3 separate regions of the Homo sapiens genome follow, and all the other regions are linked to region 1. Evidence: chromatin loops called from intact Hi-C (ENCODE). Cell type or tissue: dorsolateral prefrontal cortex. All regions are shown on one strand. Region 1 has its middle 180 kb from the start of LYSMD4. Region 2 has its middle 12 kb from the start of LYSMD4. Region 3 overlaps LRRC28 (leucine rich repeat containing 28).

The links. Peaks named below come from ENCODE experiments on the same cell type or tissue, not always from the same donor. Only the 100,000 strongest peaks of a DNase experiment are listed, where the experiment ranks them.
Region 2: a loop joins it to region 1, with 2.8 times the contacts of the local background. A loop is called at or near these places in 9 of 110 quality-filtered maps.
Region 3: it touches region 1 in a loop (4-fold over the local background); 23 of 110 quality-filtered maps call a loop at or near these places.

Annotation. Positions count from the first base shown.
Region 1 is chr15:99,910,889-99,913,388 of GRCh38, reverse strand. No RefSeq gene overlaps it. Among named protein-coding and RNA genes, the nearest start is that of LYSMD4, 180 kb to the right of the region's middle. In dorsolateral prefrontal cortex, no CTCF peak of the experiment used is centred here; a DNase peak (open chromatin) is centred at 1,380.
Region 2 is chr15:99,743,778-99,746,277 of GRCh38, reverse strand. No RefSeq gene overlaps it. Among named protein-coding and RNA genes, the nearest start is that of LYSMD4, 12 kb to the right of the region's middle. In dorsolateral prefrontal cortex, no CTCF peak of the experiment used is centred here; no DNase peak of the experiment used is centred here.
Region 3 is chr15:99,263,729-99,266,228 of GRCh38, reverse strand. The region is part of intron 2 of LRRC28 (leucine rich repeat containing 28); the gene reads right to left. Among named protein-coding and RNA genes, the nearest start is that of LRRC28, 13 kb to the right of the region's middle. In dorsolateral prefrontal cortex, no CTCF peak of the experiment used is centred here; no DNase peak of the experiment used is centred here; H3K27ac peaks cover 395 bases.

The sequences.
Region 1 (2,500 bases):
TGTCAGTGTCAGCTCCCATCACAAAGGAGGGACAAGTAACAGCCTACTCTTCCAGGCCAGGCCTCCTCCCACAGCTGTCGGCCTTAGGCATAGTCTGTGTGTCTTGAGTTGTCCAGCGTCCTGGTGGAAGGCTTTGCTTCCTAAGTGTCTGTAATGCATGGGGCTCATCTGGGGCCAGCTGACATAGCAGGCTGCGTGCCGTGCAGTCCTGGCCTGTCCAGCCTGCACCTCAGTGCTCTGTGCTGGGTCCCCTTCCCTGGAGGACACAGAGCCACAACCTCCCCCAGCAACAGCAGCCACATGCATTTCTTTTCTTTATTTTTTATTTTTTTTTTCAAAAAGGACATGAGGTCTCACAAAATTGACATATAATATGTTAATAAAATTGTTTTTAAACTATGAGAGTTAAACTTAACTCTCTGGTTAAGCTTTAACTCTTTAACTCTCTGGGTTAAGCTTTCAATTTTGCTCTGAACTCATGTCCCAGGACTCATGTCCACACCAACGAGTAGAATCATCTTTAAAGAAACCACGCCGGCTGGGTGCAGTGGCTCCCACCTGTAATCCCAGCACTTTGGGAGACTAAGGAGGGTGGATCTCTTGAGATCAGGAGTTTGAGACCAGCCTGGCCAACATGGCAAAACCCCATCTCTACTAAAAATGCAAAAAAGTAGCCAGACATGGTGGCTGGCACCTGTAATCCCAGCTACTCAGGAAGCTGAGGCAAGAGAATTGCTTGAACCTGGGAGGCAGAGGTTGCAGTGAGCGGAGATCGCGCCATTGCACTCTAGCCTGGGCAGTAACAGCGAAACTCCATCTGAAGAAAAGAAAGAAAAGAAAGAAGAAGGAAGGAAGGAAGGAAGGAAGGAAGGAAGGAAGGAAGGAAGAAGGAAGAAAGGAAGAAAGGCAGAAAGGCCCGCCCTCGCCACATATGATGTTGACCTTTGCTGTTTTCTACCCCATCCTATTCCATTTTGTAGGATGCTGGGGCAGCTCCCTCAACTAATTCATGCCCCAGGAATTGGAATATCCACAAGGGTTTAGAAAACTGTCCCCTCCACTGAGAGCCCTCTGAGGACAGGGCTATCTCTTCCTTGCCCTGAGCCTGGCATACAGTAGGTGCTTATTGAAGCCTTGAGAACCTTAGTGAGGGGTAAGGAAAGAGGCTGGGGATGGAATTTGTGAGGTGGTACATAGTGAGAATTGAGAAACTTAGGGTGTGTCCCTTTTTGCCCCAGCTGTGAGGAAGTTCAAACCATGACTTTGAGACCTTTAAAACTACTTATCTTGAGTTTGTGTCTAGTGGAGAACCAGCTGTGAGCCTCATGAAGCCTGTCATCACAGTTCGTTAATTTGAGGACTGAGCTCTCTCGCGGCTCAGAAGACAGACGACTATTTGAGCAGATTTGTGTGGGCAGAGCTGGATTCACTCCAACTACCAAGTTAGAATTGTTAGAGATTGCATTTTGCAACACCAAAATGAACCAGCGTGGAAGATTTTAGAAGCATGGAAAATTAAACCTAGAAAGACCATAGGGAAACATCCAGCCAACTCTCCCATTTTAAAAGTGAAGGATTTAGGCTGGGCATGGTGGCTCATGCCTGTAATCCCAGGGAAGCTGAGACGGGTAGATCACTTGAGGTCAGGAGTTCGAGACCAGCCTGGCCAACATGGTGAAACCCCATCTCTACTAAAATACAAAACTTAGCTGGGCACGGTGGCACACACCTGTAATCCCAGCTACTTGGGAGGCTGAGGCAGGAGAATTGCTTGAGCCTGGGAGGCGGAGATTACAGTGAACTGAGATCGCACCACTGCACTCCAGCCTGGGTGACAGAGCGAGACTCCGCCTCAAAAAATAAAAAATAAAAATAAAAATAAATAAAAGTAAAGGATTAGTAAATCCTAGATTACTTGCCCAAGATCAGGAAAAAGACAAGAACCCAAATATACTAGCTCCCAATTCAACATTCTTCTTATTATTAAACATTGCCCCTTTCAAAAACTTTGGATTTCATCCTCGTCATATTTCAGTACTCTTGTTGATTTATTTTGGGTTTATCTGATCAAGAACTAACATTTCAGAGGTGTTAGGATTGATCAGTGTTACTGCTTTGTGAAAGGAAAATAACATCTCAGGATTCCATTTCACTAAGCCGAAAGGAAAAAAAATAAGCTGAAGGCTGGGCCGTGCAAGAAACTGCCTTTCCTTCTGTTCGTAAGCAGATTGCTACAGATGAAAGGCCAGATATCTCCACAGGTAGCTACTCTATGTTCACTTTATCTTGGGTAAAGTGCTAATTTACTGACCACAAAATGAATACATGTTGCCGGGTGTGGTGGCTCACAACTGTAGTCCCAGCACTTTGGGAGGCCAAGGCGGGTGGACTGCCTGAGCTCAGGAGTTCGAGACCAGCCTGGGCAACACAGTGAAACCCTGTCTCTACTAAAATACAAAAAATTGGCAGGGCATGGTGGCATTCGCTTGGAATCCCAGCT
Region 2 (2,500 bases), 170 kb after region 1:
TAATCTATTTCACTCAAGTTACCTTTTTTCTGTGTGTTCTGATCACTATCATTCGTGTTAGGGGCTTTCTTCAATTGTCTGCTAATTGATCATTGTCTGCTCATGTTCAAGGGTAAATGATTAAAAGCCTGCTCGGATAGTCAAGTGCATGGCAGGCTTATAGACGCTGAAGTTCACTGAAGGGCAGGTTTCTCAGCCTTAGCTCTGTTGACATTGTGGCGTGGACAATTGTTTTTTGGGGTGGGAATGGGGATATTCCTGTGCAATGTAGGATGTTTAGCAGCATCCACAGATAGCAGCAGCACATGCACACACACACACACACACACACACATGCAAACACACATACACTACACACACTACACACACACACACAAACACACACTACACACACACACACGCAAACACACACATACACACACTGCACACACACACTCTCCAGTCTGTGTCTTCAGACATCCCCAAATGTCCCTTTGTGAGCAAAATCATCCCCGTTAGGAACCACTGCTCTAAAGTGACCTGGCTGGGCCAATCATTAGGGAATCCCAGATGTCAGTATCTTCATGTCTTTTCCTTAGAATGGCCCTTAGCCGCACCCTCCCTTCCTTCTCTTTTCAGTATAGATACTCTCTTTTAAAAACTAGCCAAGGCTAGTTCTCCACTCTTTCTGCTTTCATGTGAGTCAGTAATCTGAGATGTTGGACCTCCCTCCGACAGTATATGGGCCGCTCCCCAGCATGCATTAGGATCTAATCTGTTCTGGCTCAGGTTCTGATCATACAGTGATGATGCCTTGCAACAAGGAAAGATGGAGACGAAACCTCTAAGTATCTTGGCTGGGAGCAGCTAAATCATACGGCAAACCCCAACATGGGCACTTGTCCTTAAGATGGCTCAAGAAATCGGGAAGTGTGTCCCTTATTTCTCATTTTAAAATATGAAAGCGTTGACTACGTTGAGGACATCCCCCTCAGTCGTAAGCATTGCCAAGGGAGAGGGGAAGGGGTGTTGCTTTCCCTGCCCTGAATTCCAGTGGAAACCCTAGCTTTCCGACCCCAAAGCTAGCTGCTCAGTGCCACTGAGGCATTCACACATGGAGGAGACAAAAGCTGCATCGACTGGACACATCAAATCTAAACGAAGCCTAGAAAATATCCGTGTTCCAAGTGTTTCCCTTAACACGACTACAGCCGAAAACTCATTCATCAATGTCCTGCCACTTCCCTCCTGTGGGACAAGATTTGGATGCACAGGGCCCGGTGGCTTCCCTCTGTTCCGGTCTCCAACTCACCTGGCCCAGAGACTAGGATGGTGTCCCCTCGCCCCCATTATTAATCACTACGTGTAGTTCGCTCAAAAGTGAATCTGAAGAAAATTTTCCTAAGGGAATGTGAACAGTGAATTTTATGGTATGTGAAATGTATCTCAATAAAGCCACAAAAAAAAAGTGAATGTCGATGGAGTGATTTAGGAATTACACTATTTGTATTCACACAAACTGGGGAGATGATTTCCAATTTCAAAGACGGGAGCCCTTAAGTATAAACCCTAAAAATAAACCCAGGACCCCTGAGCCATGTGCAGGTGATATGGAAGGTCCCTGGGCCGGTTCCCAAGAGGCCACTCTTCAGGAAGACCCAGGCACAGAGACCTTCTCACTAGCACTGGTAGGACAGTCTGAACTGAGCACTGCCCCGTGATTTCAGTGTTTGTCACCACGTCTGAAAAGTCCTGACAAAGCCAGCCAGACTGTCCTGAAAGTAGATGGCACAGCAACTGTGGCAAGGCTGGTAAAGTCTGAAGGAGATAGGTCAGGGACCTCCGTGCCCATCTCACGCAAGTAGTGTGTGTGTGTGTGTGTGTGTGTTACAGAGAGAGATCATGAAGGACATTGGCACACAGCCTTCTCTCTGTCACATCTGCCATCCTGGCCAGCAGGGGCGCATCTGGGAGAGGTGGAGGGGACGCCTTTCGGCATCTGGGTGGCATTTTTGTGCTGCCATCAGTGGGTTGGATTTTTCCGAATTCTGACTCCACCAGCAACAGAGTCTTGGGCAGTGTTATTAGTCTGCTTGGGCTGCCATAACAAATACCATGGATTGAGCGTCTTAAACAACAGAAATTTAGTTTCTCACAGTTCTGGCAGCTGGAAGTCTAAGATCATGTCAGCAGGGTTGGTTTCTGGTGAGGCCTCTCTCTCTGGCTTGCAGGTGGCTGCCTTCTTCCTGTGTCCTCACAGAGCCTTCCCTCTATGTGCTCACATGCCTGCTGTCTCACTGCATGGCAAAATGTTCTCTTTTACTTAAAATTTTTTTAGGGATGGGGTCTCAGTCTTTCACCCAGGCTGGAGGGCAGTGGTGTGATCATAGGTCCCTGCAGCCTGGAACTCCTGGGCTCAAGTGATCCTCCCATCTCAGCCTCCCAAATACCTGGGACTACAGATGTGCACCATCATGCCTGGATAAATTTTTTTTAATTTTTTTGTAGTTAGGGGTCTTGC
Region 3 (2,500 bases), 650 kb after region 1:
TTTTTCTCCTGGGCTAACAGGAAAGAAAGAACATCTGTGCCTCATTTCCCAGCCCAATTCAGGAACATGATTGACAGATCTCTCTTTCCTTCACTAAGTGGAATATAATTTTTAAGTTAAATTATCTCTTGTTGCATAGATTAACTGCTTAATCAGGATCCATCTGCTCCTGTTGCTTAGCTATAAGCCAAACTCCCCTCTTTCATTAAAATTTGGATACCTCTTTTTTGTCCATTCATATTTATAAAATAAAATTAGCAAGTAGTGAGAGCTCTATCAGTATTTGGGCAAGTTACTCTTTCATTTCCTCAGGAAGGCCAACTGTTACCATTAAGAAAAGCAGTTGACAGATTCATTAAGTGATTTTGCTTCCAGGTTGAGATTTTATGTTTTCCTCCAAGTCTCTTGTGGCCTTTTTTCTTGTAAATAAAGGAACTGAGGTCCAAAGAGGTTAAGCCATAGGACTTTGATCTCTTACCTCTCTTACCTCTCAGTCCTGAGTTTTGCTACCAAACCATGAAACACCCGCTTCCTGGGACTGCAGCCCTGAAATGCTCCCACTACTAATTTCCTCCCTTGAGGAACTTTAGAGTTTTAGAAAGGACTAGTGATTGTTGCTTCCACGCTATATTCCTTCTCCTTCTTACAAAGACCACAGGGACCGATGCAGGGAAGGTTGTAAGGCTCTACCTCAGCCCCCTCCACCCTGCACACTAAGACCGTGTCATCATCAGAAACTTCTCCATGACCACAGTCTTTCTCTGCCACCAAAATGTCCCATACCCCAGATGGCTTACTCAGTCGTGCCCAATACAGCAGTTCGTCAACATCAATGGGTACTTTGGCCCACCTCCATTCTCCGTATTCACTCTTCCTTTATTTGCCTCCAATCCAACTCAGATTTCATGTTATATCACTCTCTTGGCCAAATCCTAAACCTCCTTAGTCTCTCTCTACTTGTACTGCATCCACCTGGCAAAAACCTAAATCTGTATGAATGCCACAGTCTACCTTCTCCATCCCTCAGACAGCTGAGTACAGCAAGAGAAAGTTCCCTAAACGAGCAGAAGGTTCCACCATAAGCTTAGTCACCAACTGCTTGCTAAATAACACCCAACAATTCTATCTTTCTCTAGCCAAACTGCCATGTGAGTCTTCAAACCTGCCCTCTCCCCAAATGTTCATTCCCAAGCAGATGGTCTGACCTGGTAAAAGCATCAGACAAAAACTCTCTCAACTGCCTCTCTCTCCCTCAGTGCACATCTGTCTTTCCACCTGTTCTCCCTTTCTTTACTTTTACAAAGGAGGAAAGGATATATTCCTAAGGTCAATCCTTCCATGTGTACTCTGGAGCCCATTCTTAGGAAACTTGGACTTTTCATTATTCCCTTTTTCCAGAGGTTCAACTCCTCTCTAATGGGAATTTCCTATCAGCATTTACTCTGTCCTCTTAGAAAAGAGAAGAGAGGGGGGAAAAGGAAAGGGAAAAGAAAAGAAAAGGGAAGAATAGAAGAAAAATCTCCTTTGCTGTCAAATCCCCTCCCACTATGCCCATCCCATATCACAGCCAAACTTCAAAACCTATCTACCCATCTGTTTACTAGAGGTCCTCTCTGCATATCCCATCTATGTGGGGGTTTGCATAGAGAACATCAATACTCAAACAAAAGAAGAGCTGCTCCCGCTGAAGTGGAGATACACTATTGCTCGGTCCCCACCTCAGCATTGCTCAGTAAACCTAAGGTTCTGTGGAACTGTTAGATACAGCTAGGTTCCTCTTCAAACAGCTTGTCCAGTTCCCCTCTTCTTTATTCTCTAGTTCCAAGTTCCACCCCCCACTCCCCGCTTTTGCTGAGCCTTAACGTGTCTAAATATGCCTAGACATGCCACAGCCCTGTTCCACATTCCTTTCCTTATGTAGAAATAGGTTAGCTTTCTAGTCGCCTGCAGGTGACCACTTCCTCCTCTCCCTCTCTCCTCTATCATGCGCCTACCTTGTCTAAGAAAGTTTAAATGTTTAGCCAATCAGGACTAGTTTAGATTGTGTGGTCCAACCCCAGCTAATGGGGGAAAGACACAGACACAGAATCTGTGTTGTTCTCCTTTGTTCTGTGTGTTCTCATGGTGGCTAGGCCTATGAGCAGCACCCTTCTGCAGAAGAAAACTGGCCTTGCTGAGAAACTTTTTGAGTGTTCATTTTCTTTGTGGCCCTGAGCTCTTACTTCCAACAGAACCTATAAAACCACTGCTCAAGGCAAGCAGAACAGCTTTGTAGACTTGTCCCTCGAACGTTATGCCATTGAGTCTTAGTTCATTTTTTTTCCTTAAACTTGAAATTCCAACAAATGAAAATTCCATAAGAAGCAGCAGCTGTTCCATGATGTATCTATTGTCAGTGTCTTGAAGAGTGATGGGTACACAGTTAAGTACTCAACAAATACACACTGATTGAATGATGCTCTTCCTCCTAAGTGCCTGTCAAAGTCAGTCTTCGGTGTCA